2 separate regions of the Homo sapiens genome follow, and region 1 is linked to region 2. A link is a loop called in an ENCODE intact Hi-C map of the cell type or tissue named here. Cell type or tissue: ascending aorta. All regions are shown on one strand. Links, peaks and the distances in the headings refer to the core of each region. The heading gives the core; the rest is flanking DNA.

The links. Peaks named below come from ENCODE experiments on the same cell type or tissue, not always from the same donor. Only the 100,000 strongest peaks of a DNase experiment are listed, where the experiment ranks them.
Region 1: it touches region 2 in a loop (3-fold over the local background); 5 of 110 quality-filtered maps call a loop at or near these places.

What each region holds. Positions count from the first base shown.
Region 1 is chr5:153,949,130-153,961,618 of GRCh38, reverse strand. It overlaps LOC107986464 (a long non-coding RNA gene), which reads left to right. Exons shown (of 3, transcript XR_001742937.1): 2 at 7,151-7,267; 3 at 7,382-7,764. Among named protein-coding and RNA genes, the nearest start is that of LINC01861, 56 kb to the right of the region's middle. RefSeq lists enhancers at 1,054-1,660, 1,661-2,267, 2,268-2,875. In ascending aorta, for the core only: no CTCF peak of the experiment used is centred there; a DNase peak (open chromatin) is centred at 7,998; H3K27ac peaks cover 2,442 bases.
Region 2 is chr5:153,894,802-153,907,290 of GRCh38, reverse strand. It overlaps LINC01861 (long intergenic non-protein coding RNA 1861), which reads left to right and starts at 8,304. Exons shown (of 4, transcript NR_146729.1): 1 at 8,304-8,385; 2 at 8,931-9,104; 3 at 11,506-11,750. In ascending aorta, for the core only: no CTCF peak of the experiment used is centred there; a DNase peak (open chromatin) is centred at 6,060; H3K27ac peaks cover 7,244 bases.

The DNA.
Region 1 (12,489 bases), core at 3,020-11,019, 54 kb before region 2:
TAACATTAGGAGATATACCTAATGTTAAATGATGAGTTAATGGGTGCAGCACACCAACATGGCACATGTATATATGTAACTAACCTGCACATTGTGCACATGTGCCCTAAAACTTTAAAGTATAATAAAAAAAAATAAAAAAGAAATCTCTGTTTTTGATAAGCAACTCAGTGTTTTGTTATAGCAGCCCAAATGGACTAAGAGACCATGTGACTTTAAGACTGTTACTTAACTGCTCTGTGCCTCAGTTTCCTTATCTATAAAAAGCAGATGTGAATGCCAATCTCATAAGGCTGCTGTGATAATTAAATGAACTAATATATGGAGAGCACCTAGTGCCCTGTAACCACTCAATCCATGTCAGCAGTGTTTGTTGCAACTGTTGAACTCATGAACAAACCCCAGAATTTGCACATCAATTTCAGCCTGGAAGCAGGCATCAAGGCGGGGGCACCACTTTATCTGACTAATCAATGAAGAAGGTCATATGATCTCCCTCCCACCTCCCCCACAGCTGGAATCTCAGCTGTCTCTGGATTGTCAGAAGAGGCCTGGTGAGGTCGGAAGATTGATAGCCTTGTTCTAACAGGAAGTCCCTTCCCGGGGAATTTAGGAGCTGAGCTCCAGAGCTGGGGAAGATGTTAGGATCAGTTCTAGTCTATGTGGTAAAGGGCCCCAGGGCTCATGGAACTGGGGAGGTGTCAGCTCCCATTCGGGTCCAGGCAGTACCTTGCCGAGGCTCCAGCCTGGCTTCTGATTGCCTGTACCCAGAAGCCAGAATGCTGTTACAGCCCCATCAGTCAGCCTGCAATTAGTGAAATGGAGGCACACATGCTGGTTTGCAGATTGTGGGTGGGAGGACAGGATGTGGTGGGAAATAGCTCTCACCAACTCAAGGGGCGGGGGTGGCATTTGTCTGTGTTCCCTGGTGATTTGGCAATAGAGGCTGCCGGGCACTCACATGGGGTTGGCAGCCTTTGCAACCCTCTTGGGGCCTTGGGCTCTTTCCTTCTTTCTGGTTACAGGTGGGGACATTAGCCCCTTGTGTTGGTAAGGCCAGAGCCAGGACAATCAGGCACACGCTGGGCATGGGGCACAGGGCTAAGGACAGGTGTGAAAGGAGAAAGGCCTGGCTGTGCAGGGCTGAGGACAGGGGTGAGAGGGGCAAGGCCTGGCTGTGCAGGGCTGAGGATAGGTGTGAGAGGAGTAAGACGTGGCCATGGGTGTGGGGTGAGGGACCAGGAGCTGCCAGGGTGAGGGGAAGCTCAGGCTGGGGTGCCGGAGCTCACCCCAGGGAAGCAGTCTTTGTAGGTGCCTATGGTATACATGCATGCATGGAAGTATTCAACAGATATAAACAACCTAAAGAGTTCTCATGGAGGTCCAGGTTTCTGACTTCTCTTCCCTGTCTGAACTGAAGGTTCAGCCACACAGTTTATATTTCTACAAGGCAGCATCCAAGCTAGGCTGTGCAGTGGCTTCCCTCTTTGGATGGGGCACCTGCTTTCCGGTTTGATACAGTCTCCACTACTCCCCTTCATCATCCAGCCCGTGAGTCCAGTGCCAGTGACCATTTGTCCACCTACACTGGGCCAGTTTCCTTCTTTTGAGTTTGTGGCCTTTGGCAGGGATATGCTGTGCTCAGGACCTGGCTGTCAACTCAGGGCAGTCAGGAGGCTCTGGAGGAGTGACTTCAAGCTGACACAGGGATGCCCAGCTCATCCTATGAAGAGTGTTTCAGGCAGAGGGTATAGCAAGTGCAAAGCTCCCGAGGCAGGAATTCCTGGAATGGAGTCCCCTGGGCTCTTGGAATTCCTGGAATGGAGTGCTTAAGACAGACTACACATTGAGAAGTGGAGAGAGCAACTTTCATTACAAGTTAGAAAGATATCCCAGCCAGGAGAGGGAAGAGGCTTCTGGACAGTGCAACAGACGGGAGGGCTCTCCAGGGTAAATGGGATGGTGGGGGGCTAAGCTTCCCAAGGCTTTTCTGCCCAGAGAATCTACAATCTACAGAGGCTGATCTGGATTCTCAGGAATGTCCACACATGTTTCTGATCATTAGGAAATTTGTGTGCTCCCCTTTTGAGGGAGCTCTCAGTAGACTGTCCTCACTCAGCAGAGTCTGAGGCTCTTTTCCCAGTTCTAGTCCATGCAGAGGTCTGTCTCCTTGGCTGGGACTTGATATTAGGGTCAGGGCCTGCTGCCCCTCAGCCTTGGGTCTCAGAGGGACGCTCCTGCACAGCTGACTGTTCTGCAGACTGACAGCCCCCAGGAGCCTGCCCATAGCGTGAGAGAGCAGATTTAGGGTTGCGAGTGGTGATGGGGGAGACCAAATGCCTGTGAAGAGCTGCCTTTTGCATTCCCTTTTAGGCTCTCCAAAGAGAGAGAGAAGGCTGCTCAGCTAAGCTCTCTATGTGGCTCCCTCTCCCAGGCCCCAAAGAGGCAACTGGACTCAGTCCTGCTGGCCCAAGAGCCAGCCTGGACACAAAGGGCAGGAGCCCAGCAAGGGAGCAGAATCCTGAGCGGGCAGGGGCTGAGCTGCAGGAGGACTAACTCCCCACGTGGGGCCATACTGAGCTTTGGGAGCATCTTGAAGTCTCAGAGAACACAAAGGCCTTTCTGTTCTGTTTTAAATACAATGGATTTTTCTCTAATTGTGGAAATAATGCATATGTATTTAATAGAAAATGTAGACAAGAACACAGAGAAAAATTAATACTTCCTGTAATTTCACCACCAAGGTTATACTAGGAACCTTTTACTGTCTATACTTCTGGGAGTTTAATCAGCAGAGGGGCACTCACAGCGGGGTGACACTGACAGTGGGGGCTGTAGGAGGTGAGGGGTACCCTAGAGTCAGAAGACCTGAGTTCAAAACCTCTTTCTGATACTCGTTGGTTTCACAGCCTTAAGTGAATGACTTGGTTTCCTTGTGCCGCAGTTTCCTGATCTGCAAAATGAGGATAATGGCATTGTCCCTCATGGGGCTCTCTAGAGAGTTAGGGCAGTGAGTGGATTCTGCTCAGCACCTCGTAAACAGTCAATACATCTTAGCCAGTATGTGTATGTCTATATAAATATACATCCATTTAAAAAATACAAGATGAGGAAGATACTGACCACACTTATTTTTGCACTTAGCTTTTATCCTTGGTATGAATTTTATGCCACATGTAAGAAGAGGCAGGTTAGTTCTTTATACCAAATATTTTCTGATTGTATGCACCTACTCTGTCTCATTGGTGGGCTCTCCATGTTCACCCTTTGAGTTTCCCTAGAACTGGCTTGGAAATAGTGCAAGTCTTGTCTTGGCCCCTTGGTGTGTGTCATGATGTGGAGTCATTGCCATATGTGCAAAGTCCCTTGAAGTTGGGCATGCTGCAGTTTCTGTGCCAGGCTTGCCAAGAGAATCTTTGCCAAGATGGGGAGAGGGGGCTGGGACTTAGGGTGGAATGCCCTGGGACACACTGCCACCATTCCCCTGAGGACCGTCATCAGGCTGTGGCGCAGAGGGGATTGGGTGGTAAGAGAGGCAAGGGGATAGTCCCGCAAATCTTTCTCCTGCCCTCTCTTCTCTCACCTCAGTCTCTCCCCATCAATAGTTTCTCCCTATCCTCTGCAAATTGCCCCAGTGAATTTAGAATTTGGAACAAAAACCCAGAGAGCAGGTTTCCCTGCAATACGTATCTCCCCTGAGACCAGTGAGCACAGTCACATATAGGAGAGAAGAAAACTCAGAGAGAACAAAATACAACAGCTCCCATTTTTCCTGATTCTTCTACATAGTAAAAATAAACACCAACTAATATCTCAACTTATTATTATATAGTGACATTACACAGTGACTATATTTAAATGTCATTAAGAAATCTTTTACTGGGCAACCTTTATTAGCTGCAAGAGATTCCAATGTGTCAATTATTTCCCATTTTCCCAAAACTACATATATAACTGTAATGAACATCCTGATACCTAAATTGTGGATGGATCTCTGATGTTTTCTTAGAATTTTTAGAATTGACCTCACTGAGTCAAAGGCTCTGGCTTGTGTTTAAGGCATTTGGTCTTTTTTGTCCTCCAGACTGCTGTGCAAACACCAAGTCAATCAGCAATCTACAAGGTCCTAAGTTCTTCTCACGAATAGGAGAGAACTTCTTATCAGGCATGAGGGACTTTGTCAGACTTGGCTTTGGGGCACGAGTGGCCTTCTATTTGCAACATGTCCTGATAACTTTGTGGAATCCAGCGGGGAAGCTCCCATGGTTACTTTGCACCAGGCAGAACATGCATCCTTCCTTGGCTGGCTTCCCCAGCAATAGGGGAGTAAACGTGGAGATCACCTTACCTGGCCCTACAGATGAGGCACAGAGACACTTTAGGTCTTAGGAAGTGATGCTGCTTGCACAGCCCTGGGGTAGCTTTCTGGTTGGGCGAGAGGGTCTTGAAGAATGTGGGCATATGCACAGGACCACACACACCACAGGCCATCTGGTGAAGCTGGCGGATGGGGAGTGACAGGCACTGAAGTGGCAAAGGCCTCTCGGACTTTGTATCAGTGCCAAAGGAGGAAAGGTCTTGCAAGAGGCAGAAGTGGGCAGAGATTGAGTTGGTCAGAGGGAGAGAAGTCGGGAAGGCAGAGACAAGAGGGAGGGGTTCATGTTGTTTATTATCAGCAAGTCTCATGCCACAGCGGGCATCTCTCAAGAGGCTCCCTTGTGTTCACTCTCAGTGGGTCCTGGCAGAAGGCTGCAGTGGCTGTGTTATGGGCAGAGAAAGGGTCATAGGATAAAGCCTTGGAGTTCTGATGGCCTTTGGGGCATTTAGGGGAGGGGGAGACTCTCCCAACGACAGATACTCTCTTCCTTATTCCTAGAATGAAGTGGCTTTTTCCCTTCCAAAATTTTTTCCCTGCAGCTGCTTTCAAATGCCCATTTGCAAACTGGTGTAGGTCTGTGATGGAATTTCATTTGTGGCAAGCTGAGAAAAAAAAAGAACTGCAAAGTGAATTTTTAATGAGGCTGGATTTATTTAATTTTAAACACTGTCCTTTATTCTAAAGGAATGATCTTCCTTTTGGTGCTAAAATGCTCTTTCTTTTATGAAATGACTATTAAAATAAATGACATTTTCTTTTACTCTCCTCACTTGGCAATTGAAAAAGCTGGAAGTTTTATGTGGATACCTGAATATGCATATCCCACCCCCACTCTCTGCTTTGTGTTTGTGTGTAAGTTCATCTAGTCAAAGAGAATCTAAAAATTTGGGTTCTACTGGGTGAAGTCCTCTCAAGGGTAAGCCCAGCTGATAGCTCTAGTTCTCATCATATTGGCCCTTATCCAACAAAGTCTTCATTTCACAAACATTAAGAGCCCACTGTGTGGCAGGCCTCATACTAGGGGCTGTGGTGGTGGGTTTGTCTGGTGGTGGAATGAGCCCTACCTGGCTAAGCTACCCATGGCCTTGACCCTCCTGTGGTCTACTGAAAATACCAGCCCCTCACCAAGATATCCATGCCAACTCACTGGAACCTGTGAATGTTACCTTATTTTGCAAAAGTTGTGATTAAGTTAAGGATCCCAAGAGAAGCAGCTTATCTTGGATTGTCTGAATGGACTCTAAATACAATCACAGTGTCCTTATAAGAGAGGCAGAGGAAATTTTGAGACAGACACACAGAAGAGGAGAAGGTGTTGTGAAAACAGAGACAGGGATGCAGCCCTAAGCCAAGGAATGCTGGCAGCCACCAGAATCTGGAAGAGGCAAAGAACAGAGCCCCCTACAAGAGTCTCTGGCGGGAGTGCACGCCTGCTAATACCTTGATCTTGGACTTCTGGCCTCCAAAACTGTGAGAAAATAAATTTCTGTTGTTTTCAGCCATCAACTTTGTGATATTTTGTTATAGCCACCACAAGAAACTAATATACCTCTCATCAAGTCAACAAGAGGGGCAAAACAGGGTGAATTATTGGGGCCTAGATGTCCTGAAGGGGTCAGGTTGGACTGCATTGCTTATCAATACAAATCCTGTCTAATAACTTTTAGCTGGCCCTCCCTTGCTTGGAATCTGCCAAATCTTTTTTACCAATATCTGGACTGGATCTTAGAGGCCTGGCCTCCCACCCATCCTGCTTACAACTAGTGACATCAGAATGTCAGCTGTAAAATTTCCTCCAAAATGCAAAGTGTGGGCCATGTTTATTTTATTTCTCTAAAACAAACTTAATCTGCTGCAAGATTTCATCGTTATGGATGGTGGGAAAATAAATTTCTGTCATTCCTGGGCTCTTTCTTATTCCATAGCATGGGAAAATGTCCTGAGGTCTTGTGCACTTGGTGGGCAGCCTGGACTTTGTGTCCACACAAGTCATTCCTTGCCCAAATCTATGTGACCTCGTTGCAGGTGGCTTTGTGCCTTCTGTGCCAAGCTGGCCCATGGAGTCATGCATGGTGTCAGGGCACAGCCTCTCCAGATGTGCCACAACCTCCCCTTTGATGTCCTAGCACTTCCTAGGGCTCTGCAAGGAGCAGGATATACCCACAGACTACAGTCATTCATCCACTTAGCCCTTGAAGACATTTCTTTTGCTTCTTCCTCTGACTCTTTCTGCTTCTTAAACTCCCAAACTCACATCTCTCCTTCCCTCTCTGTAGCAATCCAGAGGAATCTCCCTGTTTTATGGACTGAATTTTGTCTCCTCCACATTCCTACATTGAAGCCCTAATCCCCCAAGGTGACTGTATTTGAAGATAGGGCATTTAAGGAGATCATTAAGGGTAAATGAGGTTATGGTGAGACCCTAATCTAATAGGATCAGTGTCTTTGTAGAATAGGAAAAGTACCAAAGGTCTCTCTCACCCATGCACAGAGGAAAGTTCATGTGAGGACACAGTGAGAAGAAGGCTCTCTACAAGCCAGGAAGAGAGGCCTTACCAGAAACAAGCCCCGGTGGCACGTTGATCTTGAACTTCTAGCCTCCAGAAGTGAGAAAATGAATTTCTGTTGTTTAAGGCACCTAGTCTGTGGTATTTTATCGTGGCAGCCTGAGAAGACTAAGGCAGCCCCTCAGTGAGGTTAGGTTTTTCCAAAACAGCAGCCCAGTGGGGAGTTGCTCTTCTGATGGTCTTGCTGCTCTTTCGATTTGTCCAGAAACACCTGAGCCCCTGAGGAAAGGGAGCATGCTGCAAGGACCTCTACGGTGATGTTCAGGGAGAGGGATGCACCTGCAGCCTCTCCATAGCATGAAGGGCAAAACATCAATACACAGTGAGTTCATCATTCTGCCATCTTAGCCCTGGTTCTGTTTGCAAACACAGATAGCCCACGTCTGCCTCTGCCTGCCCACTGTCTAACTTGCTGCTTTATGCTCCTTTAATTAAGGGCAGAGTCCTCAGGGTTTCCCGTGTCAAATGGAGCTCTCCAAGTTCTGATGTGAGTGGGGAGAAGAGACACCATTGATGACAAAACCCCAGAGGTGAGAAGGAAGGAAGGATGGACTTTTACTGTCACTGTTTCCCGAAATACATTTCACAGGGTAATAGTACATTTAAAAAAAGAGTGTACGGTATAAGATTTGGGAACTCATTGGTTGAATTAAATTAAGCTTTTTAAATCTCAAGGGGAAGCTCACATATGCAGTCTTTACCAACAAATGGGACCACTGAACTGCTTTTCCACTGAGCATCTTGCAGGATCAGTGCTTGGTGGAAGCCATTTTGGAAACTGCTGATATTCACTGGAGAACTATAAAATATAAGACCTAGAAAGGGACCACTGAGATCATGTAGGCTCAAGCCCTCAGGTTTAAACTCGGGGAAATGGAGGGTCAGGAAGGTCCAGGGCCCAGGACTTGCCAAGGTCATCTGGTTGAACTGGGGCTAGAACCAGGTCTCTTGATTTTCAGCCTGGAATTCTTGCTTCTACACCCCTACTGTTTCTTATGCCGATTAACATGGCAATCCACTGGAAAATGCTAGCTCTGGAGGGACTCAGCCAGGCATCCGGCTTTAACCTGACTCTGACTCATGGGCAATGGCTGCCTGGTGGTGCTTGATTTTGATAGTGAGAGGGCTTGGAGTATACTCAGAATCTTACCCACTTTTTTAAAAAGAAAAAAATATTTTGCATTTGATAAATCAAATCCAAATCTATTTTATCCAGCACATTTCCTGCTAAATTGGAGGCCTCAGAAAAATTTAATCCTGTGTTTCTGATTCATCTTTATTTGAATTCATCTATTTTAAGTTTCAAAGTTATTTTCCTGGCCCCAGCCCTCTGAGCTTTCCTCTAATCTCTCTTCCCTCAGAAACAAGCCATTTTATTTGGATAGATGGAAAGGTTTCCTATCCCTGACCATCATGCCTCTCCCAAGTCCCTTGGAAAAAAAATAAAAAGCCCAAAACAACTCTGGAAATTCTTAAGGACCTTTCAAAATGGAGAGTGCATGTCAGAGGGCTGCAGAGAATGAGAAGAGTGTTCAGGAGAGGAGAATGGAAACAATTAATCGCTCAAAATATGAGGCCTAGGAAGATCTAGAATGATTCATCCTGAAAGATGGCCAAAGAGTGTTTTAACAATTCTGGCAAAAGAACTATTGCTTCCAAGCCTGGGGACCAGTTCCTCCAAGAAGAGAACAGGAAGAAAGAGTGTGAAGCTGCAACATGCAGGAATTAGGTTAGATGTCAGGACAGAGTTCTTGACTGAGACGGTCACTGTGAAGGATTTACAGAAAGGCCCATGGGGTGGTGCTTTGCAGGCAGAGGCTCTACATCTGGCCCTGTTACTTTGAAGGTATGCAACCTTGAGCGAGATACTGACCTTGAGACTCTGTGTCTCTGTCTGAAAAAGTGGAGATGATATACTCACCTCACAGCATTGTCACATGGATTGGATAATTCGTGTCGCATTCTTGGCCCACATGAGCAGCTCAAAACTGGTGGTGCTTAATATGATATTATGATGGTGATCCTGATGGTTATGGCAAGTGATCAAAAAGCATTGGTTCCCATTCCCTTACCCTTACAATCTTGCTGAGGGTGAAGCCCTATGGTTGTAAATGGTGGATAACCAAGGGAGGGGCCATGGCTACCTGGGATGCTTAAAAGAGCTACACTCCTCAGAAACTCCTGGGCACAGACTCTACTTTTCTCCCTCCTAGGGGAAGATGTAGCTTCATTGAGGCTGCAATTGTTTCAAGAACCAGGAGAGTCTAACATCTAGAAATATCCCCTCACAGGGGATTATTAAATACACAGACTATTGGGTAAATCCTTCCTGAATGGTAAGGTGGGCTTGGGTACAAAAGGACTCTACTACTGTAGTCTCTGCTTAGCTGCAGTTTCAATTACCAGTGGTCAACCACAGGCTGAAAATAGAGAGTACAGTATAACAAGATATTTTGAGAGAGTTACCACATTCACACAACTGTTTTACATCATATTGTCATGATTGTTGTAGTTTATTAGTAGCTATTGTTAATCTCTTACTATGTCGAATTTATAAATTCAGCTTTATCATAGGTATGTATGTGTAGAAAAAAACACAGTAAAATATAGGATTTGGTACTATCCACAGTTTTAGACATCCACCGGGGGTCTTGGAATATATTCGTTGCAGGTAAGGGAGGACCACTGCACAGCCAACACTGAACCTTGGAGATAGGGGAGACCATACCTGTGGTGAAGGAAGTCATGGGCAGCTACTGGTTCCCTACTAGGAGACTTGGGGAACATTTGAAAGGTGCTGCCTTGGTTTTTGCCCTGCAAAGGCCACTTTTCTCTGCCTTATGTTTCTGATTTATTTTAGCAAGTAGATGGAAAATGTTAGTAGGTGCTCATGTGTAGTGTCTCTTCCTGCCAATACACAATCCACCTGAAAAATACTGTTCCAATTAGCTACAGAGGGCAGTGTAAGGCAAAGGTTAAAGTGAGCTCTTAAGTGGTAGAGACTGAGTTAGAGAAGGGTGAGATGAGAGGACGCCAGAGTAATCATGGGAAGCTTCCCAAAGGAGTGGGGTTGGTCTGAGTCTCGTAAGGAGAGAGAGCTCTTGGAGAGGCAGAGGTGATGGCGAAGGGCCATTCGGGTGGGGAGACAGCCTGGATCAAGGTTCAAAACTAGGAATGAAAATGGTCAGAAATGAGCATGCAGGTGCCATTTAGGAGAGGAGTGAGAAATGAGGCTAAGTTGCGGACAGCTTATTGAGTTTTTGAAAGTCATGCCCACATGGCATTTGAACTTGGTATCTTAGGCAATGGGGAACTACAGGAGGTTTGAGAAGGGCATGATATGATAAAAATGAGCTATTGGGCAAGACTATATATGGCAAGCTGAATATTTAAGTGCTGTAGCTTCATGGAGTAGAAAATCTACCAAGCCTAGTGAAGAAAATTGGGGGAAAAATTCAATTATAAAAATAATCTATATTCATGATTTAACATTTAGAAAATACAGGAAAGTATAAGAAGAAAAAAATTACCCTTAGTCCTACTACTCGTAGATATTTTTAAGAACTTGGTATAGATTTTCTTTTTCTTATTTATTTTCTTTTACTTAGTTTTTACATATACATATGTAATATGCCTATGTAAATTATATATATTTAACTTTATATATTTAAAAAATATAAGTGCTTTTGCATTATCATGAACTCTTTATAAATATAATATCCAATGTCACATGATATATTACATATATATATATTATTTTTCTTTTCGAGACAGAGTCTCACTCTGTCGCCCAGGCTGGAGTGCAGTGGTACCATCTTGGCTCACTGCAACCTCCGCTTCCCTGGTTCAAGCGATTCTCCTGCTTCAGCCTCCCAAGTAGTTGGGATTACAAGTATGCGCCAACATGCCCAGCTAGTTTTTGTATTTTTAGTAGAGATGGGGTTTCACCATGTTGGCCAGGCTGGTCTCGAACTCCTGGCCTCAAGTATCCACCTGCCTTGGTCTCCCAAAGTGCTGGGATTACAGGCATAAGCCACTGTGCATGGCCATGATATTCTATTGTAAGATACACTAAATCATTCCCTGGTTGATAGATATTTATTTTGTTTAAAAATTTCTGTTTATAATAAACATGATTTGCTAAACATGGCATGTGTGTGTATCTGCATTTAATTTTATTTGTTTTGAAATACTATAAAGTAGAAATATTGCATCAAAGCGTATGAATAAATTAAGGAATTAAATATTTCTAAAAATATTGAAAAATTGCTTTCCAAAAGGGTGGTACCATTTTATATGTCTATGAACAATGTTTGATCATGCTTGTTTAACTACTCCTTACCTGCACTGTGTATTTTAAATTTTAAAAAATATTCACTAAAATTAAAGGCATATTTTAGTTTTCATCTCTTGTAAAGTTGAATATTTTTCCATGTTTGTATGTGATTTAAACTTCTTTAATGAATTGCTAATATATTTTGGCCAATTATTTATATTACAATTATGAAATTTTCTTATTATTGAATGAAATCCTTTTATAATAGTATTTTTAATAGCTATATTTTTCTGATTGTAAGATTTCTCTTTGGAAAAATCAGAAAATGAAGTTGCATTTTAAAAGAGAAAGTCAGTATCAGCCATTATCCAATCACCCATAACCCTTGTTGATATGGTGGTGAATATTCTTTTCTTTCTTTTTTTTTTTTTTCCAAGAGCTGGGGTCTCACTATGTTTCCCAGGCTGGTCTCGAACTCCTGAGTGCAAGCCATCCTCCTGCCTTGGCCTCCCAAAGTGTTGGAATTACAGGTGTGAGCCACCATGCCTGGCCAGGTGGTGAATTTTCTTCAAATACATGCATGTAAATAGGGACATATGTCAAAAAAGAGAAAAATGGGGCCGGGCGCGGTGGCTCACGCCTGTAATCCCAGCACTTTGGGAGGCTGAGGCGGGCGGATAACGAGGTCAGGAGATCGAGACCATCCTGGCTAACACGGTGAAACCCCGTCTCTACTAAAAATACAAAAAAAATTAGCCGGGCATGGTAGCGGGCGCCTGTAGTCCCAGCTACTCGGGAGGCTGAGGCAGGAGAATGGCGTGAACCCGGGAGGCGGAGCTTGCAGTGAGCCAAGACAGCGCCACTGCAGTCCAGCCTGGGCGAAAGAGCGAGACTCCGTCTCAAAAAAAAAAAAAAAAAAAAAAAAAGAGAAAAATGGGGCCCCTATTTTCAAACTATTTTGTAACTGCTTTGTTTCATGTAGTAGATTGTGAACATCTTTTCCATACCAATGAATGTTATATAAACCTATATTATCATCTTTACTATGTGGCTAGTATTTCATCGTATAGGTAGATATACCTAGTTTATCAATTCACGTATTAACTGATGTGTTGAAATGTTTCCATTTTTTCTATTGTAAACGTATCTACAGTGAATATATTGTTGTTGTAACTATATTCCATTGTCTTTCTATTTCCTAAAGAAAACTTCTGAGAAGTAGAAATGCTGGGCCATGGAGTGAACACATTTAATGTTTTGGCATGTAT
Region 2 (12,489 bases), core at 2,546-10,545:
ATATGAATACTGACCTTACAGTGTTTGAGGATTCAGTGGAACAATCTATGAAATATTCAGCAAGGTTCCTCATACACAGTAGACCCTTAATAAGTGATAGCTATTAGATTTTTATAATTAACTTGTAATTAGAATGTTATCTTGACTCTCCATGATTTTTTGATCTCCTACATCTAAATGCTTAATGAATTTCATTTAATGATTTCTGAGAAAAGGCAACAGCAGGTATTTTTCATTTTTACCACACTATTCTTCATTCCTGAAAGGTAGATGGTGGCATTTGGTGAGTGTGCCTTGGGCAGCAAAGGAAGGAAGAAATCTGAAAACGGGACACTTTAAGGCCAGCTAGCTCTAGTGCAACTCCTCACTTCTACAAATGAAGAGCCTAGAGCCCAGAGATGCCAAGTGACTTGCCCAAAGACACACAACAAATTCGTTACAGAAAAAAAGAGAGGAAGCAGGTGAGAAATCAAGGGCTGCCCGCATTTGAAACCATAATGACTTCTGTTTTGTTCTACTGCATGTTAGTTCAGGCCCTTGTGGGAGAAGGAAGAATCAGAAGACCTGAATTCAGGTCCGGAATGCCAGTTAGTAGCTGCATGACCTTGAAGCTATCCCTGAGCCTCAGTTCTCTCATTAGCAAACAAGAATAATGAGGATATAGCTTCATAAGTCTGTCAATGAATTAAATGAGGTAATATATGTGAGATGGCTCAAGACAGTGTCTGATACATGGTGAGCACTTAATAAATATCGACAATGATAACAATGATGGCATTGATAGCATACAGAAAAATTAGAACTGAGTGGGTCAAAAACAAACCAGGCAGTAGGCCCAGGCAGAGGTGGGCAAGGGTGGCAATGCTTGTAACTGTAGAACTGCAGCCAGGCATGCTACAGTGGGATGGAATACTGCATGTGTGGCATGGAGTTTGGGGGAGGGTGCTGGGTTAAGGAAGTGTTAAAAAGTCACTTGGGTGGCTTGCTTCTCCTCTTTTGAGTCTCTGTTCCCTATGCAGTCAAAGGACTTGCATGAGATTCATTTGTGAACTGCTGACCGTGCCCTTGCTTCGTGCTGGGCACTAGGCTAGGTGTGGTATACAGTTGGTGTCCTGGTTCTCCTTCAGTGTTTGGCAGAACAGTCTTGACTGTGCTCACCACATGGAGACACTGTGAGGACTAGTGCTGTGATGCTTGCAGAAATTGGGAGGATTGGCAATTTAAATTATAATTACAAGTTTAACTGTAAATTCAAATTGTGTTCTAAAAGGAACACCACCACCACCACAAGAAAAAATATTATTCTGCCATAAGAGACACCTAACCATACTTATTAGAAAGAACAGAGAGTATGTGAATGGACCAAGTGCTGATGTGTGAAAAGTACTTAAGAACAACTCTAATTACCTTTGCTTTCTGGGGGTATCAAATGGTGCCCCCTTGGGAAGAGGAGCAGTGAAGTAGAAAAGAGGTTACAGATGCTATTAGAGGAGGTGGCAAGATGCCCAAGATGAATTTCACCTTCTTCACTTGCTTGTTCAGGGCCATGTCAGCCTCAGTGAAGTATATATTATTTTCCAATTTCACAACCCATCATTCTTCTGTTTTTCTTTTCCTTTCTAGCTTTCCATTTTTCTGTGTTCAGTAAAACCCTCTGGCACTTGCTGTCATGGGAACATTGGCTGTTAGTCAAATCCTTCTTCCCTTCAGGGAAACAAAAGCAAATCAATATATGATATTAAACAACCTAGAAGACCCTAGTGATTTAACACATCTTATAAATGTCAGCCATCCCTGTAGCTGAAGATGGTCTCGCTCTTCACATCTGTCATTTCCTCTCTCTTCTCTCAGCTGCCTCTTGATGTCTCCCTTGGACAGGGTTGGATTGGCAAGGACAAAATAAGCTTGGAAGAAAGAATAAGAGGGAGAGTGGTCTTCATCACTAAAGGCATTCAAAGAAAAGCCTAATGAGCTTCCTGTGTGGGACAGTGGGTCATTCAGGGTTCTTTAATTGTAAGTGACAGAAAACCTATCTCAAGTAGGTAAAAAAAGAAAGTTTAATGGCTTAGACCATTTAAAGTCAAAGGATAGGCTGGTTTCAGGAATGATTTGATGCCAGTAGGAACCACTTTATTTCTTTCCATCTCTTGGTCCTACTGTTTTTTTGTTTGTTTGTTTAAGCTTGCTTTTAGGCTCCAAGATGAGAGCAGAAACTCAAGACCTACTATCTTTTCAGCTTCATACCCAGCAGGGAAGAGCATCTGCCTCCTCTCTAGCATTCTCAGCAAAAGGCAATTTCTTTTATTATCTCTGCCTGAGACATGTGTCCATCCCTGAACCAATCGCTGTCAAGAGGGGATAGGATAGTCTGATTGGTTTAGGCCTCACTTCAATGATTTATACCTGAAATTAGGGGTGGAACTCTCCCCAAAGCCTATTGGCTGAAAGCGGTAGACAATATGGTTTTTAGGGGAAACATCAAGGTATATGACTCAGTAGAATAGGAAATGGGTGGAGGACATCTCAAGTCATAGATAGCTGTGACCTGTTCTGCTGCTTTGTAGGACCTGTGTTCAGGCAGATTATCTAGAAAGGGCCAGGTTATATTCTGTGTATATGACTTAGGGTTGCAAACCACTGAAGTTATTTGTCATTGATAAGAGCTAGGATGCTGTTATCTTAGAACCTGGTGATCAAGTGGAGGCCCAGAGATGGGGAAGCCTTGTCCAAGCTCACCCAGCACGTGAGTGGCAGAGCTGGAATGAGAATAAAGCCTGCTGGTTCTCAGCCTGGATTTTTCTCCTCTATTCTGGGTGGCTCTGTCCATCTCCCCAGTCAGCTCCCAGAAGGGCTGTTCACCTAGCTGAGTCTTACTGCAATGGGGACTGCTGCTTGTTTGTCAAGCAGGGCATTAATGGTAACACTGGATCCATAACAAGAGTGTGAAATCATTGCAATCAATGGTAGCCTTTTAGTACCTGCTGATTGAAAGGCAGGGGAAGTGAAGAAAGGAAAAGGTGGGGAGAGAAGTGACATTATTTCAGGGAGAGAAGAATAGGTATTTCTTTTTTTCTTCTTATCTGTTTACTCCTTCTCTCTACCCCACTCAGGGACAGCCTTATGGAGTGTAGAAAGAGGCAGTATAGGACAGAGAAATGGACACTGGCTTGGAGTCCAGAGACCTAGGCCTTATCTCTGCTGTGCTCTGTGACTTGGTAATTCTGGCCCTCCTCTCTGAGCCTGTTTCCCCATTTAATAAAATGAGGCAGCTGGATGACAGAGCTCATCAATTACTGTGTATTGTCTCATTCTATTTGGAGTGGTTGCTAATGTGAACAGCACATGGCTCTTTTTTTGTCATTGTTATATCCCATAGAACCTGGGACCAGGGCTCACAGAATACAACTGCAGAGGGTGCTACCTCCTCTTGGAGGTGGGCAATGTGGCAACTTACGAGCCCCTAGCACTTGGTAGGTACTCAATAAATATTTGTAGAATGAACGGATGTGAGCAGATGTCACATAGGACCCCATGAGAATTGTTCCACCCTTATAATGTCACTTCTTTAGGTCTTGAAAGCCCTTTCTACTTAAATCTTCTTTTAAAATGCAAACCATTTCAGGGTCGTTTGGATTTTAAATTTTAAATAAATGACATCTTTTGATTGAAAGAAAGCATGGGGTCCAGATTAGTGATGTGGAGTGAGGGAGACTGTGGAGAATATGTAGAAGGAGGGAAGAAATGACTGAGCAGAAGATTCTCAAGGCCAAAAGCTTGGATATGGTATGAAAGTTGCATTCCTGAACAATTAAAGAAAATGATGAAATCTTTCAAGCATCCAAAATGAACTGACAATATAGTACACACTTAAAATTTACCAAGTTTGAGAAATAAAATATTGCACATAAAAATGACTCTTGTGTGGCTTTCCCCATCTTTCTCCATTCCCAGAGCTAACTGTGATCTTCCCCAAATGCTTTTACATTTATTACATATATATGCATGTATAAACCAAATATAAAATTTACATATTGTATAGCTTTATGGAAATGGAGTCATACTGTATCTTTTTGCAATTTACCTTTTTCTTTTAATATTGTTTTTGACATGCATCCATGTTGAAACATACATTTCTAGTTGATTCATTTTAAAATGTGGTAATTCCTTGAATGACAATAATTTGCAGTTACTTTTAATTTTCTTGTTGATGGATGTTGAGGTTGTTTCTGAGTTTTTGCTATAACCAACATGCTGTGATAAACTTCCACGTAAGTACTGCTACATGTGCATCAGGTTTTCTGGTGCATATACCTAAGAATGAGATTGCTAGGACATGGTATAGTCACATCTTCAAAGTTATTAAATGTTGAGACAAGTTTCTAATGGGTTGCTACCAATTTGTACCCCATAAGGCAGTGTGTGAGAGCTCATTCTCCAGTGATGTTGGCCAGTCCTGTGAAACACACAGTCTCACTTCTTCATGCCATGACCAAGGCCTGGACTACTATTCAAACGCCAACAGTCTTCTCGACACATATTATTTATAAGGAGGAAAGGTGGAAGGAACAATTTTAGGGGACATTTAATTTGAGTTAGATACAAATATATACTTTTAAAAGGTAGTACTATGTAGGCTTTATAATCTGATGGGTTTTAATCCTGGCTCTGTCATTTCCGTTGTTTCCTAGTTGTATAGCTTTACACATGGTAGTTTGCCTCTCTGTGCCTCAGTTTTTCTATGTCAAATAAAAAAAAATAGTGTTCACCTCATGGGTTATTTGAAGGATCAGATGAGCCACTACTTGTGACTCACTCAGCACAGTATATGGCCTAGTCGATAGTAAGTGGTCAGTATGTGATAGCTATTAACATTATTATAGGTCATGTTTCCCAGGCATTACCATCTTTTTTTGCTTGAGGATTCCTTTCTCAGCTGAGAAGCTCATGTTAAAAAATTTTTTTTTTCTATGCTGAACAAACTGCATGAACTAAGCAGCATTTAATTCTTTATTTCATTTTTAGCTATCAAAGCCATCTGGGACTGCTAACCAGCTTCTGACTAGCAGAAGGAACAGTGCTGATACACGGAGTTGATGTAATTTCAACCCAAAACAAGGAAACTTGGTTTTTAGTTAGCCAGAGTGGCTTCATCACATGTAAATGTGTGGCTTTCATCAGGTTTTTAGAAATATTGTTTCTAACTATTGACTACCCATCATAGACTCTAGACTGTGACTGCTGATCTAGCCCTACCTCTTTTTTCCCAGATGGGAAAATGGAGACCCAAAGAAAAGCAGGACATTTCTAATGGTTCCTTCATGGAGACAGTTACTCACTTAGTGGCCAGGTCTGGTCTGGTTCACATACATGACAAATTAGAAGAGGGGTATCTGGTTATCTATTGCTCCATAATAAATGTCCCCAAATTTCAGTGACTCAAAGCCGCAATTTATCTTCTTTCATGTTTCTGTGGGTTGATTGGGCTCAGCTAGGTGGATCTCCTGTGGGCTTGCTGGTGAGGTTGCAGTCAGATGGTGGCTGGGATGCAGTCACCTGAAGGCTCCACTGGGCTGGGCATCCAAGATGGTTGCCTCCCATGACTGACAGTTGAAGCTGGCAGTTGCCAAGAGTGCCTCCACAGGGTCTCTCCGTGTGGTTGTGCATGTCACAGCATGTTGGCTGGCTTCTCAGAGGGAGCATCGCAAAATTGAGTGGTCCAAAAAAGGAAGCAGAAGCCACCTGACTGGTTGAGGGTTGATTCCAGAACTGAAACCACTTCTACCATATTCTTCTGGTCCTTGTAGTCACAGGCCCACCAAGATTCTAGGAGATCAAGTAGATGTCACTTGCTGATGGGTGGGTGGGGATTGGGGGGGCAAAATCACATTGCAGAAGACCGCATGGGATGGGGAAAGTTTTAACTGTCTTTGGAAAAGGGAGAAAAACTTCTGTCATGACATCTTTATTTTCCCCTCCTCCAAAGAACTTGCAAACATCTGTGGTAACCTGCTGAGTGATATAAATGAAATTGTGGCTTTTCTTCCCCAACTCTGTCAGCCCTGGGGGCAGGAGGGAGATGCATTCCAGTTGAAATAATCATGGAAAATGTGAAAAATCTTTCACTGTCTGGCAGAACAGGAATATTAAATATTTTTTAAAAATACCTTCTTGGAACAACCATGCTCATACTCATAAGAATGGAATTATTTTTAAACTTGTTTTAGAAAATGTTCATAATAAAACATCCTGTACTTGAATTATTAAAAACAATGTTGAGTAAAGAATTGCTTAATTTAGTAAATAATTCTAAAGGAAGTCGTTATTTTCTCCAAAGTTGAATTTGCTAAAAGCACTCCAAGAATTTTATTACAAGCACGACTGCATAATGTAATTGTGTAATTAGTAATACATCTGACACTGTTGGAAAGATTTAGTTTTACTTAGGGCAGGAACAAAATGTAGTTCTTATTTTTTAAGACTGCATGAGGGACACTGTCTTGTTTTGCTGGTGGAGATTTTTTGTTTGTCTTAAAAATATATTGTATGATTGAGGTAATAGAGAAGATAACCAACATTTATTAATATTGGATCTGTGGATAGAATATGTAGTTTGAAGTTAGACTGACCTGACCTAGGTTTAATCCTGGTACTACCTCTTGCTACCTGTATTTTTTTTTCCCAAAGATCTCATTTTCTTTATTTATAATAGGAATAATAATGTCTATTTCATGAGACTGTCTTAACTCTTAAATGAGATAATGTACAAAGATTGTGCTAAGTACATAGGAGGTACAGATGGAGTATCCTTACTTCAAAAATCTGAAATCTGAAATGCTCCAAAATTCAAAACTTACGGAATTCTGACATGATGCTCAAAGGATATGTTCACAGGAGCATTTTCAGATTAGGGAAACTGGTAAGTATAATGTGAACATTTCAAAATTAAAAAAATCCAAAATTTGCAATGCTCCTGGTCTTAAGCATTTCAGACAAAATAAACTCAACCTGTACTAGGTTAGGTTCCTTTGTCATTCCCATCTGTTTCTGTTTGAGCACTTGATTTTGTGAGTGGTTGGTTACGATGGTCAGTTTAAGTTCCATTTCAGTTGTGTTTGTTGGACACAGGCAAGGGTTGGTGAGTAAGCTCGACTGTCAATTTTTTCACCGAGATACACCAAAGAAAGTGCCTGTTCAATACATCGACAACCTATGTGCTTACAATGCCTTGAAATAACAGTTATAAGCTACATTTTACATCGATGAACTTTTCTTGTATTATTTGGTTTGGAGGTACAAATGTTGATTTAGAGGTTAGGAAGCTATTGCTGTAATGTGAGGGGTGGTGACTTCTGCATGACTGACAAGCTGTGTTTTGTCTGAGTTTTAGATTATATTCCCAGTGTAGTAGGCAGAATTCTAAAATGACCTCCCATGACCCTCACCCTTGTAAAACCTCCTTCCCTTGAATGTAGGCAAAACTTGTGATTATCACAGGCTGTCACTCCCAGGGTTATGTTATGGCATACAGCAATTGTGTAGCTGTTATAAAGGGTAGTAACTGGTTGACTTTGAGTTAATCAAATGGTTGGGCCTCACCTAACTACATATCGGCCCTTTACATCTGAGACTAGAGGTTAAAGATGGGAAAAGTGAGAGATTCAAAGCATGGGGAGGATTCAATGTGAGAAGATTCTCCATTGCTGGCTTTTAGAGATGGAGGGGGCCACATGGAAAGGCCGGAGAGTGCCTCTAGGAGTTAAGAGTGACCCCTGGCTGATAGCCAGCATGAAACAGAGCCCTTAGTCCTATAACCCCAAGAAATGGAATTCTGCGTACAACCATGAGAGCTTGAAAGGGGATCCTTGAGCTGTAGAAAGGATGGCAGCCCAACACCTTAATTTAAGCCTTTTGGGACCAAACAGCAGAGGGCTCAGCCATCTTATGCCTAGACTTCTGATCTACAGAAACTAGGAAAAAATAGTTTTACCGTACTGTTTTAAGCCACTAAGTCTGTGGTAATTTGTTACACAACAATAGAAAACTAATTTGCCCAGTAATTCTCATTGTGAGATCTTAAGTCGAATTGTTTTCTTTCCATCATTGTCAGTTTCCTTGCCTTCAAGTAAGAGGATTTTCTAGTCTAGAACACTGGTACTCATAATAATTATGTATTAAAATCACTTAGATTGTGAGGGGAAGCTTTAAATGTAGATTCCAGACCTTTCTCCTGATGTCCTGAATCAGACAATCTGGGAGCAAGGCTGGGGGCTGCATTGTTGACTGGTTTCCTAGGTGATTCTGATGTTTGTGGGGCTGGATCCCACTGGGCAGGACATCTGCCTATACCCTGGAATAAGAATATACAGTCTCTTCTAGCACTGACAGGTAAAGTTGGCAGGGAAGTCCTTTTTTTTTTTTTGTTACAGTCGGAGTTACAGCCAAGTATATGCAGTGCTCGCTAGGTGTAAGGCATCTCATGAGGACTGTCTACCTTCTCTTGTTAAATCCTTGTGATGAACTATAATGACCTGTAAGGTAGGCACAATTATTAGCCAGTCTTCACTGTAGCTTGAGGAGACAGGGCCAAATTTACACAATGCATAAGGGGTAGAACTGGAATTTGAACCCTGATCTTTGTCATTCCCAGTTGGGGGCTCTTAACCACTAAGTACTCCTGTGCTGTGAAATGGAGTGTCCATTCATTTCTGTATCTGTAGTGCTAAACACACTGTCTGGCACGTGATAGATGAATAATAAACACATTTTGCTTATTAAATTCTCTGGAACTCCATTGCGCCACCCAGTGCAGGGCAGTTTTTGTGACAATGGAGAGGGAGGAGGAGGACCTGGCCAGGACCTTCACTATGTAAGGGCTCCCTGCCCACTGCTGCCTCTCTGTGTCAATTCTGCCTCGTTTTCTTTCTCTACAGTTGTCTCTTTATGTCGGATGAGCTAACAGCAGCCACTCCCATACTGTCGGATCCTGCTTCCCTTGCCATAGCTGATTAACCCAGGGTAAGACACTGGGAATTGGAAACTTGGAGTGGAAAGACTCTGATCATAGTGGTCTCTGGAGCCAAATCCCATTCCATGGCAATGTTCTGGTAAGAAGGCCCACACAGCCTTCCCTGCTGCCTAGACCCCTGGAGCCAGCCCACCTCCTTTCTTGAACATTCCAGCATCTTTCCATTAAGTTCCTTTTGTGGCTTAGGAGGTTCTCTTTGTGACAAAGAACCTCTGCGAATGGAGGAGTAGAGACTTGCTGAGCTGGAGGGCATCTGAAATGCCATCTTCTGCTTTGTGTCGTCTGGCTGGGCGAGACAGGGCACTCTCTGCTTGATGCGACTCCTTCAGACCCTTCACACTGGCCCAGTTTTCTCTACTCATTCATGCTCTTCCCCACTTCCACTACCTCTCCAAAATGGACTCAGCTTAGAGGATGCCGTACAAGCCCCACCTCCTCCATGTGAAAGGCTTAAAAGAGCCGTGCCATAAATATTTAAGATATCTTTCCTCTCTGCTTCATTCCCTGACATTTTCTCCACCTTTAATTTTCACTAGTTACAACACAGGACATTCTTAGGGTAAGAAAAATCTATTTTCTGTATGAATTGTCGCAAATTCCAACTTAGTGGTATCATAATAGCTAATATTTTTGTGCTAACTCTTAAAAGCCAGGTTTACTAATGTAAGTTACGTGCTTCATGAAGTTAGATGTGCTTAATATGATTTTCTCAAAAAATTCATTGAGGTGTCATCACTATTATTCCTTGTTTCATAGATGAGGAAATTGAGAGGTTGAAAAGTTCTAAATGAATAAAATTATATTCCAGAGCTGTCTGTGTCCAAACAGTGATAGCAAGATCAAATTGTAAAGCATCTCTATTTCCTTTTTCTGCCACCATCTCCATGCCATTTATTTTGGATATTGGAAAAACAGAAAGACAGTGCTGAACATTTCAGGGTAATGTGAGTGGTAAAAGAAAGTTGGACACCAAAGGAGGTCATGTAACTGGTGAGGGTGAAGAATTCAGGAAGACTTTCCTGAGAGGTATGGCAGATTATATTTTCTAAAGAAGGCTGCAAAAATATTTTCCATCCCACATGTTTTTTCTACAATCTTAACACTCCTACATGAAGAGGTAGGGTCTGTGTCCCCTCCCCTTGAACATGGGTGCATCTTTGTGATTGCCTGGACAGACAGAGTACAGAGGAAGGGACATAATGTGACTTCTGAGGCTAAGTCATAAAAATGCCATGTTCTTTTATTTTATTGAGAAGCTCCCTCTTGCAACTCAGTCACCATGCTGTTTAGAAGCCCAAACAACTGATTAAGAGGAACTGAAACCAATATCCCTGGCTGAGTTCCCAGCCAAGAGGTAGCACCATTTTTTTTAAGCAGTGTAAGTGAGTGATCTTGAAACTAGATCCTCTAGTCTTCAGATGAACTACCCCAGCTGATGCCATATATAGCAGAAGTAAGCCATTCCCCTAGGTCCTGCCTAAATTACAGATTCATGAGCAAAATAAATGATGGTTGTTTTAGGCCATCAAGTTTGAGGTGCTTTATTAAACAGCAATAGATTAATGATACAAAAGAGGCTTTGAAAGATGGGCATCTTTCCAAGCAAGGTTCAGAGGGCCATATGCTGCTTATTGACAGCTAGTAGAAGTAGTAATAAAAATAAATGTTATTATAATAATGATACCACTCTTAGTAACTGTAGTGGTAGTTAAGTTTCACTAAGTTCTTTTTTGTGCTATGCTCACACTAAGTGGTTCATACTTTACCTTATTTAATTCTAATAATGACTCTAGGTAGGTACTATTACCCTCATTTTACAGATGAGGAAACTGGGGCTTAGAGAATTTAACTTCTCTTTATAGCCACCCGGATTCTAACAAACTCACTTTCGTAGTATTCCCAGGCTTGAACATTTCCTTCCTGATTGCCCAAACTCTACCAGATGATTCATTCTTTCATCCAGGCAGGGCTCATCTAGCCCTTTCATGGAAAGGAATGCTTTTAATCAGATTCACACTAAAATGAGGATGACTGGAAGGTAGACAGATGCATTTTTTTCACCTGTCTATTTGCATTTTCAAGGTGGATATTTGTTAATCAAATTGAAAGCTCTTGTGTAGTGCATTTCTGTAGCACTATCTGGAGGCAGAGGACCTCTTCCTAGCACTTGCCAAATGATTTTGTGCCTTAGACAAAGGCCAAAAATCCATCCTGACATGGTCCTGGCAGCTCACACCTGTTCCTCTTTTGGCAGTTTGGAAAGTGGGCTGCTATATGTCATCCCCTCTAATCTCTGCCCCAAACTGAGTTGTGCTATCACCCTTATGTTACCTTTGAGGAATCCACAGCTCAGGCAAATTCATAGCATGCCCAGGATCACACAGAAGAACCACGATCAAACGTGGGTCTTCTAACTTCAAAAGCTGGGTCCAGTCTGCAACATGACATGCTGTATCTCCCACTCTATGTGAATGATTCAGGAAGGTGGATGATAAGAGACAGCAGCCGGCAGAAGGAAAGCAGTGATCTGAACACCTAACGGGAATCCTAAACAGTGGAGAAAGGAGAGCAAACATTAAAAACTCATGGATAGAAAAAAAGAGGAAAAGAAAACCATTTGGAAGTGTTCATTGAGTTGATGCACTGGATAATTTAATAAGCTGTCTGTTCTGATCCGTCTTGCTTCCCTGCTTTTAGCAGGGTGCCATATGAAAGCTCCTACATGGTAATTATAGTGGATGATCTTTTCCCCTGTCTGGGATCTTTATGGTGTGATTTGGATAGCTCAGCTGCTAAGCTGTTTTTCTTGGGAGGCAGAGTGTGGGGCATGTGTGAAAATATGTGTGAGAGCTTGTGTGTGTGTTGCGGGGGTAAGGGACAGTGGCTGGGATTGGCCCTTAGAATCTCTTTTCCATTGTGGCAACATTTTTTTCTGCTGCTTCTTGGGATCTTGGTGCCAGGGTAACTTTCCTGCCTTCTACCTGATCACATCTTTCTCGGACTATGGCCTCAGGACTCAAATCCCTGCCAAATGTCAATAAATTCATCAGATTAATGAATCCTTTCCTAGCTAATATGGTTCTCAGTTAATTAATCAACAAATAATTATTAAAAGCTTGTAAATGCCAGGCCCTGAGAATGTCCATGCTCTCATGAACATAGGTTTTAGTGGAGGAGATTGTGGGAAGCAAGAACACAAGTAAGTATGAATTCCAGACACTGATAAGTGATAAGAATAATATGATGGCATGTTTTTTTGTTTGGGTGATCAGGGGACTAAGTGATGTCTAAGGGCCCTGAAATCCAATCTGGACCTAAATCTAATCTAACCTGCCTCTAATCTGATCTAAAGGAAGGAGAAAGAAAGGAAATCTTGTCAAAGAACTCACTTAGGAGAACTCTTTTCCAATTTGGCTTCCTGTGTATTGATGAGGCAGGCTGTCCTGTTACTTGGCATGCTAACT